2 separate regions of the Homo sapiens genome follow, and region 2 is linked to region 1. The links are chromatin contacts, found by Hi-C or POLR2A ChIA-PET in ENCODE. All regions are on one chromosome and are shown on one strand. Each heading gives the region's core, a stretch centred on a gene start or an enhancer-like site at or near the end of the contact. The rest is flanking DNA. Distances are from core to core; before and after follow the strand shown. Region 1 overlaps KIAA1671. Region 2 holds the start of TPST2 (tyrosylprotein sulfotransferase 2).

The links. A loop is a pair of places that touch in the nucleus more often than their neighbours do. ChIA-PET counts read pairs that join two places held with the same protein, here RNA polymerase II (POLR2A). Pooled maps may share reads with other maps.
Region 2: a loop to region 1 is called in a pooled map, with 7 times the contacts of the local background. The contact joins the promoter of TPST2 here to the enhancer-like site in region 1. A Hi-C loop is called at or near these places in 1 of 168 maps with a recorded cell type or tissue (CD8-positive, alpha-beta T cell) and 5 of 50 pooled maps. POLR2A ChIA-PET finds 5 or more read pairs at or near these places in 1 of 52 experiments (activated CD4-positive, alpha-beta T cell).

The regions. Positions count from the first base shown.
Region 1 is chr22:25,075,090-25,079,592 of GRCh38, forward strand. The region is part of intron 6 of KIAA1671; the gene reads left to right. Among named protein-coding and RNA genes, the nearest start is that of KIAA1671-AS1, 35 kb to the right of the region's middle. Within about 2 kb of position 1,367, at least 2 of the 41 ENCODE cell types and tissues checked have a DNase peak (open chromatin) inside an H3K27ac peak, as active enhancers do; they include CD8-positive, alpha-beta T cell, where a contact is called at or near this core.
Region 2 is chr22:26,587,567-26,592,069 of GRCh38, forward strand. It overlaps TPST2 (tyrosylprotein sulfotransferase 2), which reads right to left and starts at 2,566. Exons shown (of 7, transcript NM_003595.5): 1 at 2,487-2,566. It also overlaps a transcript of CRYBA4 not described here. RefSeq lists enhancers at 1,764-2,264, 2,781-2,920 and silencers at 2,111-2,290, 2,301-2,670.

The DNA.
Region 1 (4,503 bases), core at 117-2,616:
ATTGGTGCATTACTGTGAACTAAACTCCAGACTAAATTCCAGTGGGGGTGATTTTCCCCTGCAAGGGACATTTGGCAATGTCTGGAGACATGTTTGATTGTCACAGCTGAGGACAGGGGTGCTACTGGCATATGGTGGGTAGACACCAAGGATGCTGCTTTACATCCTATAACGCACAGGACAGGTCCTTCCCTCCCCTCCCCTCGACAGCACCAAGAATGATCCTGGCCAAAGTGTCAATTGTGACAAGGCTGAGAAACCTTGTCTTATTCTACTTTCACCAGTTTTGTCACGAATGTTCTTTTTTGGTTCCAGGATCTAGTTCAGGGTCCCACATTGTATTTTTTCGCTTTTAGTTTCATCCCTAGTAGGGCCTCATCACTGCCAGCTGAATGAGTGAATCAGTGCGCATCTTTTTTTTTTTGAGATGGAGTCTCTGTCACCCAGGCTGGAGTGCAGTGGCGTGATCTCGGCTCACTGCAACCTCTGCCTCCTGGGTTCAAGCGATTCTCCTGCCTCAGCCTCCCAAGTAGCTGGGACTACAGGCACGTGCTACCACACCCAGCTAATTTTTTGTATTTTTATTTTTAGTAGAGATGGGGTTTCACCGTGTTAGCCAGGATGGTCTCTATCTCCCAAAGTGCCAGGATTACAGGCGTGAGCACTGCACCCAGTCATCAGTGCGCATCTTTTTTTTTTTTTTTGAGACAAAGTCTCACTCTTGTTCCCAGGCTGGAGTGCAGTGGCGCGATCTCGACTCACTGCAACCTCCTCCTCCCGGGTTCAAGCGATTCTCCTGCCTCAGCCTCCCGAGTAGCTGGGATTACAGGCGCCTGCCACCATGCCCGGCTAATTTTTGTATTTTTAGTAGAGATGGGGTTTCACTGTGTTAGCCAGGCTCGTCTCGAACTCCTGACCTCAGGTGATCCACCCGCCTTGGCCTCCCAAAATGCTGGGATTACAGGCGTGAGCCACTGCACCCAGCCTGTCAGTCCTTATCTTTTTGTGTGTCCACTGGCAGCATAAAAAAATCTGCCATGTTATTTAAAAAGTTTGTAACCATGATATTTAATAGCTGCTTAATATTCCTACCTGTTGTCAGCCTTGGTTTATGGGGTACTGGTTTCATTTACTTTGGATATATACCCAGAAGAGGGATTGGTGAATCTAGTAGCCAATTCTTTGTGGTTGGAAACTTAGGTTATTCCCAGGTGTTTATTGTATGCATAATTGTTCCCCGCCTTAAATCTTGATTCACATTTCGAGCTGTCTCCTGTGTCAGCTTCTTAGAAGTGGGGCCAAGCGTGGGCTGCAACAGGTTTTCTGCAAAGTTGTCACTTGGTGGTGGGATGTTTTTAGCTTCCTGTTGGCAGCCTGAGTCCTTCTCATAGCTGCACTTCTCTTCTGGGGGGAGAAACCACTATCACCATCAAGCTTGGTGCTGGTCCAGCAACAGTTGGGGCATGGGGAGAGAGATTAAGTTTCTCTTTCAAACTATTAGTAAGAATAGCTGAGGGCTACAGCCTCTGGTGTGGCTGTTGTGAGTTATTTAATCTCCTTTGTTGCTGAGATAACCTCGCCAGACGGTCCCAAGGCCTGTGGCCTTGCTAGGGGCATCAAGCTGCTCTCTTGGGGTTATCAATTACAGCAGTAGTAATTAGTGATATAAGCAATAGTCATATGATGATAAAAGTCACCATCACCACCACCACTCCTACTGAGTGCTCACAAAATCCTGAGCCTGTACTAAACGCCTTTCAGAGGGGTCTCATTATATCCTTATAAGAACCCCAATGGGTTGATCTCATTATTACCTGCATTTTGCAATTAGGGAAACTGAGGCCTTGAAAGGCTAGGTATCTCCTCCAAGGTCCCCGGCTAGGAAGTGCTAGAGCCTGTATTTGAACCCAGCTCTCCCTCTATTATTTTTACTACTTCGTGGAGTCTGATCTTCTGGTTTCTCAGATGGGGAAACTGAGGCCCATGGTGTTGAAGCAACTTCCCAGCCTACAGGAAAGCTTTCTATGCATATCAAGCTTTGCAACGAGGAGGATGACAGAAGAATGTGGCACTAGGCGAGGCGGGGCTCTGGAGGGAGAACCCTGGCCTAGAATCCTGGCCCTGTCTCTACTGGGTGTGTGGCTTTTGGTAAATCACATCATGGCTGTGGGCATCAGTTTCCCTCTCTATAAGTGGCAGTGGTCAGCCCCACCTTGGAGGAACTGTGCTGAGGATTAGCTAAGAATAAGGGGCATTAGTGTCCTTGGCACAGGGCTGGACTTAGAGTGGGCATTTAATATGGAGATGGTGTTTGTTGGGAGCTGGGGAGGGCTCTGATATAATGGCAGGGACCCCCACCTCCTGTCCCATGCTCTTCCCAGCTGCCTCTCCAGCCCCGCCCAGGGTCTGTGAGGCTGACTCTCGCAGGCTTCCTCTACTCCAGCCTCCCATGGCAGAGGTGGCTGCTTTCAGTGTAGTGAGGAACTGCTGAGTGGCCCGTGGGGCGTGACACCCCAGCTGGGGCTTCTGATAGCTTCTTGGGGAAGGTGCAGATCCCTCACCTGCCCTTTTAAGATCCTCCTGCAGGGTCCGTGTTCCATGCCTTGGTCTCCCTGGAGATGGGAAATCACTGTGGTTTTCATTGTGTTTCTAAGCTTCATGTCCCCACGTTTGACTCTGTGACCAGATTTTTGAATGGAAAAAATCTAAATGTGGTTAGTTCCACTGTTTTCTCCCCAGACCCTCTTGCTACTTGTTCATTTGGCTGTGGCCCTCACTCAGCGTGTAATCACCTCTAGGTGACAGTAGTAATAATAATAGTCATGAAACAGCAAAAGATATTATCCTCTTTGACGCTAAGTGCCTCAGTGTGTGGGATCTTGATTAATCCTCACAAATAGCCCTGAGGGGTGGATTTTATTATTATTTTACCGAAGAGAAAACTGAGATTCTGAGAGGCTGAGTAACCACCAGATATGCAACAGCTGGCCAGGGGCAGAGCTGGGATTTGAACTTGGAAATCTGACTCCAAAGCTAATTTGATGACTACATGCAGTCTCTGTCAGGCAGGGAGGTTGCTTGTGTGTTTACCACTGAACTCTCAGCCCTTGGCCCAGTGCCTGGCACATAATAGGTGCTTAATAGATGTGGGCTGGCCAGGTGCAGTGGTTCACGCCTGTAATCCCAAGACTCTGTGAGATCAAAGCGGGAGGATTGCTTGAGCCCAGGAATTTGAGACCAGCTTGGGTAACACAGCAATACTCAGTCTCTACAAAAGAATTTTTTTTTGAATAGCCAAGTATAATGGTGTACGCCTATAATCTCAAATACTCAGCAGGCTGAGGCAGAAGGATCACCTGAGCCCAAGAGTTCGAGGCTGCAGTAAGCTAGGATTGTACCACTGCTTCCCAGCCTGGGAGACAGAGCAAGACCCTGTCTCAAAAAGAAGTAAAAAATAAAAATAGATGTGGGCTGATGGACCACCCTGTTGACCTGACATGTTGAAAGCTATTGTGGGGACAAATGGCCTTATCGTAGTGCCTGGCACTCCATACGCACACCGTAAGCAATTACTGTTACCAGCTTCTGAATCTCAGATCATAGTGGCTTCAGTTTGTGCCAAGGGTCTGGTTTGGCTTTGTCTCAGCAATGTCTGTGGCTGAAATAGAAGAACTGACTATTTTTGTGCTGTTTGAGTTGGGCCTGAGGTTTGGGCCATGGAACAGTTTGCATCATGAGAGATTTTCATCTGACTTGAGCTGTGGGCGCCTTTTTAGACCCAGTCATGGAGGCAAAAACGGGCTTGGAGTCAGTCTCTCCTGGCTTCTATTCCCTACTGGGCCACTTATTAATAGAGCATGGGGCCTCGAGCAAATCTCTTAGCCCTCCCAGAAACTCAGTTTTGCCATCTATAGAGTAGAAATATTGATAGCAACTTCCTCGTGGGTTGGCCTGAGGACTCAGTGAGGCGATGCAAACAAAGCCAGGCATACAGTAGGTGCTGAATAAGTGGTGGCAGCCGATGCTGGTGCTAGGCACCTGATGTGTCCTCAGTTCAGTTCAGTTGCATGCACCAGGCCCTGTTCTAAAGGTTTGGGATACATCAGTGCACAAGACAGCCATGTTTCCTGCCCCAGGGACTAACTTTTTTTTTTTTTTGAGATGGAGTCTCGCTCTGTCGCCCAGGCTGGAGTGCAATGGCACCATCTCGGCTCACTGCAACCTCCGCCTCCTGGGTTCAAATGATTCCCCTGCCTCCGCCTCCTGAGGACCTGTGATTATAGGGGCCCGGCCAGAATTAACATTCTAGTGGGGTGTTCAGGCAATCAACAATGGGTATGTGTAAGAACGTTGTATAGTATGTCAGGAGGTGGGCTGTGCTGGGGAAAGACAGAAGGAACCAGGTAAGAAGGTTCTGGAGGGCTTGGGTGTGTGGGGCCTCTGCCTCTCTAAAAAGGTGACATTTGAACAGAGACTTTAGAAGCAGGGAGAGCATAGGCCAGG
Region 2 (4,503 bases), core at 1,316-3,815, 1.5 Mb after region 1:
CTGACCTCAGGTGACCTGCCCACCTTAGCTCCCAAAGTGCTGGGATTACAGGTGTGAGCCTCCGTGCCCGGCCTGAAAATAGTTTACAACTAACACATCAAAGCCAGTGATTTCAAGGGTTATGACTGCTTCAGAGAACACTAAATGTATTTAAGATTATTGGAACCCTCATACACTGGTGGTAGGAATATAAAATGGTACAGCTGTTCTGGAAAAATAGTCTGGCAGGTCCTCAACAGGTTAAACCTGGGTGCAGTGGCTCACACCTATAATCCCAGCACTTTGGGAGCCTGAGGTAGGAGGATCGCTTGAGACCAGGAGTTCAAGACCAGCCTGGGCAACATAGTGGGACCCCTATCTCTACAAAATAAATAAATAATAAAATAAATTAAAAAAATATTTAAAGGTGAAACCTAAAGTTACCTTACGACCCAATCATTCCACTCCTAGAAATATACCTGAGAGAACTGAAAATGTATGTCCAAAGACCTGTACATGAATGTTCATAGCAGTATTATTCATAATAGTCAAAAGTTAGAAACAACCCAAACATCCATCAGCTGACAAATGGATAGAATGTGGTATATCCACATAATAGAATATTATGCAGCCATAAAAAGGAACGAAGTACTTAAAAAAAAAAAAAGGAATGAAGTACTGATACAGGCTGCAAGGGGCTGAACCTTAGAAACATTCTCTGAAGTGAAAAGCATCAGATACCAAAGGCCACATAGTATATGACTGCATTTATATGAAATGTCCAGCACAGGCAAATTCATAGAGAATTTGAGAGTCAGTAAGTGGTTGCCAAGGGATAGGGGAAGAAAGGATTGGGGAGTGACCATGAAACAGCCTTTCTTTTGGGCATGATAAAAATGTTCTAAAATTAGACAGTGGTGATGACTATGCAACTCTGAACATCCTAAAAATTACGGAAACATATACTTTAAAAGGGTGAATTGTACGGCATGTGAACTGTATCTCAACAAAGCTGTTATAAAAAAAGTTTGCATGAGATTTTTAAAAATCAGGTGATACAAAGATGTATATTAAGTAAACAACAGTACAATTGGGGTTCAGTGGGGTGGGGGGATTCAGAAATGACCCAACAGTTCCTTTAGGACAATGAAATAAACCCAGCTTTACAGTTATGGAAACTGAGACTAGATCGGAAGGAAAATGCGTCGCCCGGGCCACATCACTACTAAATCCGGTGTGTCACAGATCTGTTCAAATCCAGAAGCCTACCCTCGCCAGCAGACCACCCTGCTGAGATGAAAGGGTTATCACATGGAGGCTAGGGAGAGGTGTCCACCCACAGCCCAGTCTGGCAGACAGACATGCAAGGGAATGTCTGTTGGGAAGTGAGAAAAAGGGCTGGCTAACTCTGTGGGGTTCAAAACAGGAAGCACCCAACAATACCAGGAGAATGCCAGGGAAGGCTTCCCGGAGGAGGTGCTGCTTGAGGGGGCTTCTGTAGGATAAGTAGGAGTTCAACAGCCCGCCTCCTCAACATCCCCAAGGACATTAAGTCAGGAGGCCTGTGAGTGAGTTTCAGCTCTGCCACATCCTAGCTGTGAATCCTAGGGTCACGGGCAGGTGACCTCTCCAAGCCTCAGTCTCCCCATCTGTAAAAGGGGAAGGGGGCAAGAGGTTAGGCACGGTTCTTTCTAATGACTCTGCTGAGGTGGATGGTTCCTTCCCTAGGGAACGGGCCTTTGAGTGGGAATGCCAGACCTCGACCTCTGTCCCATCTAACAACGACTCTGCCAGGTCAGGCGTGCTCAGCCTCTGAGCCCATGCTCCCAGTCCCCTGCTACCAGTCCCAGTCCCGGCTTTCCGGGCACCTCCCATCCAGCTCACACCGAGAAGCGGAGTTTACGGAGGGAGGTTGGGGGTTGGGGTGGGATCCTCGGGTCAAATTCCTCTCCACTCCTCACCAGTGACCTCCAAGTTCACTAGGGCTCCCCAACCCAGTGCTCCCAGCGCCCACCTCCCCAGCCGACGATTTCCGCCCCCAACGCCTCCACTTCTGACGCTCCTCGCAACTCCACGGCTGCTGCAAGTTAACTTCCACGCGCCCTGGCGCCCGCCTGGGGGTCCCCGCGCGCCTGGGCGAGGTTGGGGACTCCGGAGGCGGGGACGCGCCGCCCTCCCCCCCAGTCCCCCCGCCAACAGACGCTGAGCGTCTCCCAGGCGCTGGGTCCGAAGCGGGAAGCGTGGTAACGGGGGCCCGGTGGATGCCGCACCCCGCGGAAAGCGCTCGGGACGCCGAGCGGGTGCGGATCCCAGAACCGCGCGCCCGCGCCGCCTGCCTGCCTCCCAGATCCCAGCTCCCAGCCCCGGAGCCCGAGCAGTCGCGCCGGGCCCGGAGGCAGCCGCCAGGACGGAGGGCTGCCAGGCGCCCGAGGCCGACCCGCACGGCCCCCAGCCCGCGCCCCCGGTTGCAACCCGAGGCCACCCCCTGCCGCCCCAGGGCCACCTACCGTGGCGAGACGCGGCGAGGCAGCCCCACGCACCCAGCGACTCCCGGCTCTCCAGCCGCCCCAGCCGGGGAAGGGGGAGGTGCCCGCGCGGGGGCGGGGCCGCGGCGACGTGACGTACGGGGGCGGGCCCGATACGCGGCCCCGCCCCGCCCCGCCCCATCCCCTCCACTGCGCCTCGGGACCGCGAGGTGAGCAGAGGCTGGTCGGGAAGTTTCCCGGAGGCTCGCCCCGGGAACCCCGCCCCGCCGCCCTGGAAGCCCCTGTCTGCTCGCTGGCTTACCCCTAGGACGGGCAGCTCACCACTTCTCCCGGTCAGTTCTGTTTAAGAGAAGTTCCTTTCTGCCTGTAAGCAATGAAGTGGAATGATCACCAAAAAGTGGTGTAAGAAAAGAAAAGTAGACCCGCAGCGGGGTGTATTCGTGCTACTGTTTGTGTAAAACACAGAAAAAAGAAAGGGGTGGTCTGATGTATAGTCATACACACCAGTGGTTTTGGAGGGAGTTTTTGTGGATATACCACATTCTCTCCATTTATCAGGGATTTTGCCCTGACATCCCTCCACCACCACGACATTTGGCAATCTCTGAAGACATTTTTGGTTGTCATAACTGGGGAAGTGGAGAGGCGATACTGGCATCTAGTGAGTAGAGGCCTGGAATGCTGCTAAACATTCTGCGGTGCATAGGACACCCTTTCCACCCCCAGCCCTGCCACTACCCCCCCAAAAAAAACCCTGCAAAAAATGCCGAATAGCGTAAAGGTTGTGAAGCCCTGATATACACAAATGAAACAAAACTCCTGACTGATAAATCTTAGCACAGTCTAAGTTCTATAACCTTTCAGTGCTTCTGCTTCTTCATGTGTAAAATTGGAAAAATAATAGAGCTATCTATGCATCGTATGCTTGTGCATTGAATACCTGAAGAAAAGGTAGGGTAGGCATGCAGGCTTACTTTTCATTGTGAACTTTGGTTCTTTGTTCTCTTTTAACTTTCTATTTGCCATATGTATATATTATCTGTTTAAAATAAATTTCTGGGTCAGGTGCATGGCTCACACCTGTGATTCTAGCACTTTGGGAGGCGAGGCGGGCGGATCACTTGAGGCTAGGAGTTCAAGACCAGCCTGGCCAAAATGGTGAAACCTCGTTTCTAATAAAAATACGAAAATGACTTTGGGAGGCCAAGGTGGGTGGATCACATGAGGTCAGGAGTTCGAGACCAGCCAGGCCAACATGGCGAAACCCTGTCTCTACTAAAAATACAAAAATTAGCCGGGTGTGGTGGTACATGCCTGTAGTCCCAGCTACTCAGGAGGCTGAGACAGGAGAATCGCTTGAACCTGGGAGGCAAGGGTTGCAGTGAGCTGAGATTGCACTGCACTCCAGCCTGGGCAACAAGTGAGACTCTGTCTCAAAAAAAAAAAAAAAAATGCAATCCCAGCACTTTGGGAGGCCGATGCGGGTGGATCACCAGGTCAGGAATCCAAGACCAGCCTGACCAATATGGTGAAACCCTGTTTCTACTAAAAATACAAAAATTAGCTGGGCATGGTGGTGCATGCCTGTAGTCCCAGCTACTCAGGAGGCTGAGGCAGAAGAATCGCTTGAACCCAGGAGGTGGAGGTTGCAGTGAGCCAAGATCGCACCACTGCACTCCCACCTGGGCGACAGAGTGAGACTCCGTCTCAAAAAAAAAAAAAAAAAATGAGCAGGGCATGGTGCTGCTCACCTGTAATTCCCCCTACTTGGGAGGCTGAGGCACGAGAATTGCTTGAACCCAGGAGGCAGAGGTTACAGTGAGTGTAGATCGCACCACTGCACTCCATCCTGGGTGAGTACACACACACACACACACACACACACACACACACACACAGAAACTAGGGCACACAGATATTAAGTAATTTGCCCATGGCCAGCCACATGTTCATTCATTGGTCATTCATTAATTCATTCATGTGTCCAATAAATAGTTAGTGCTTGCCTTATGGAAAATGCTGGGACTGATAAAGCTGC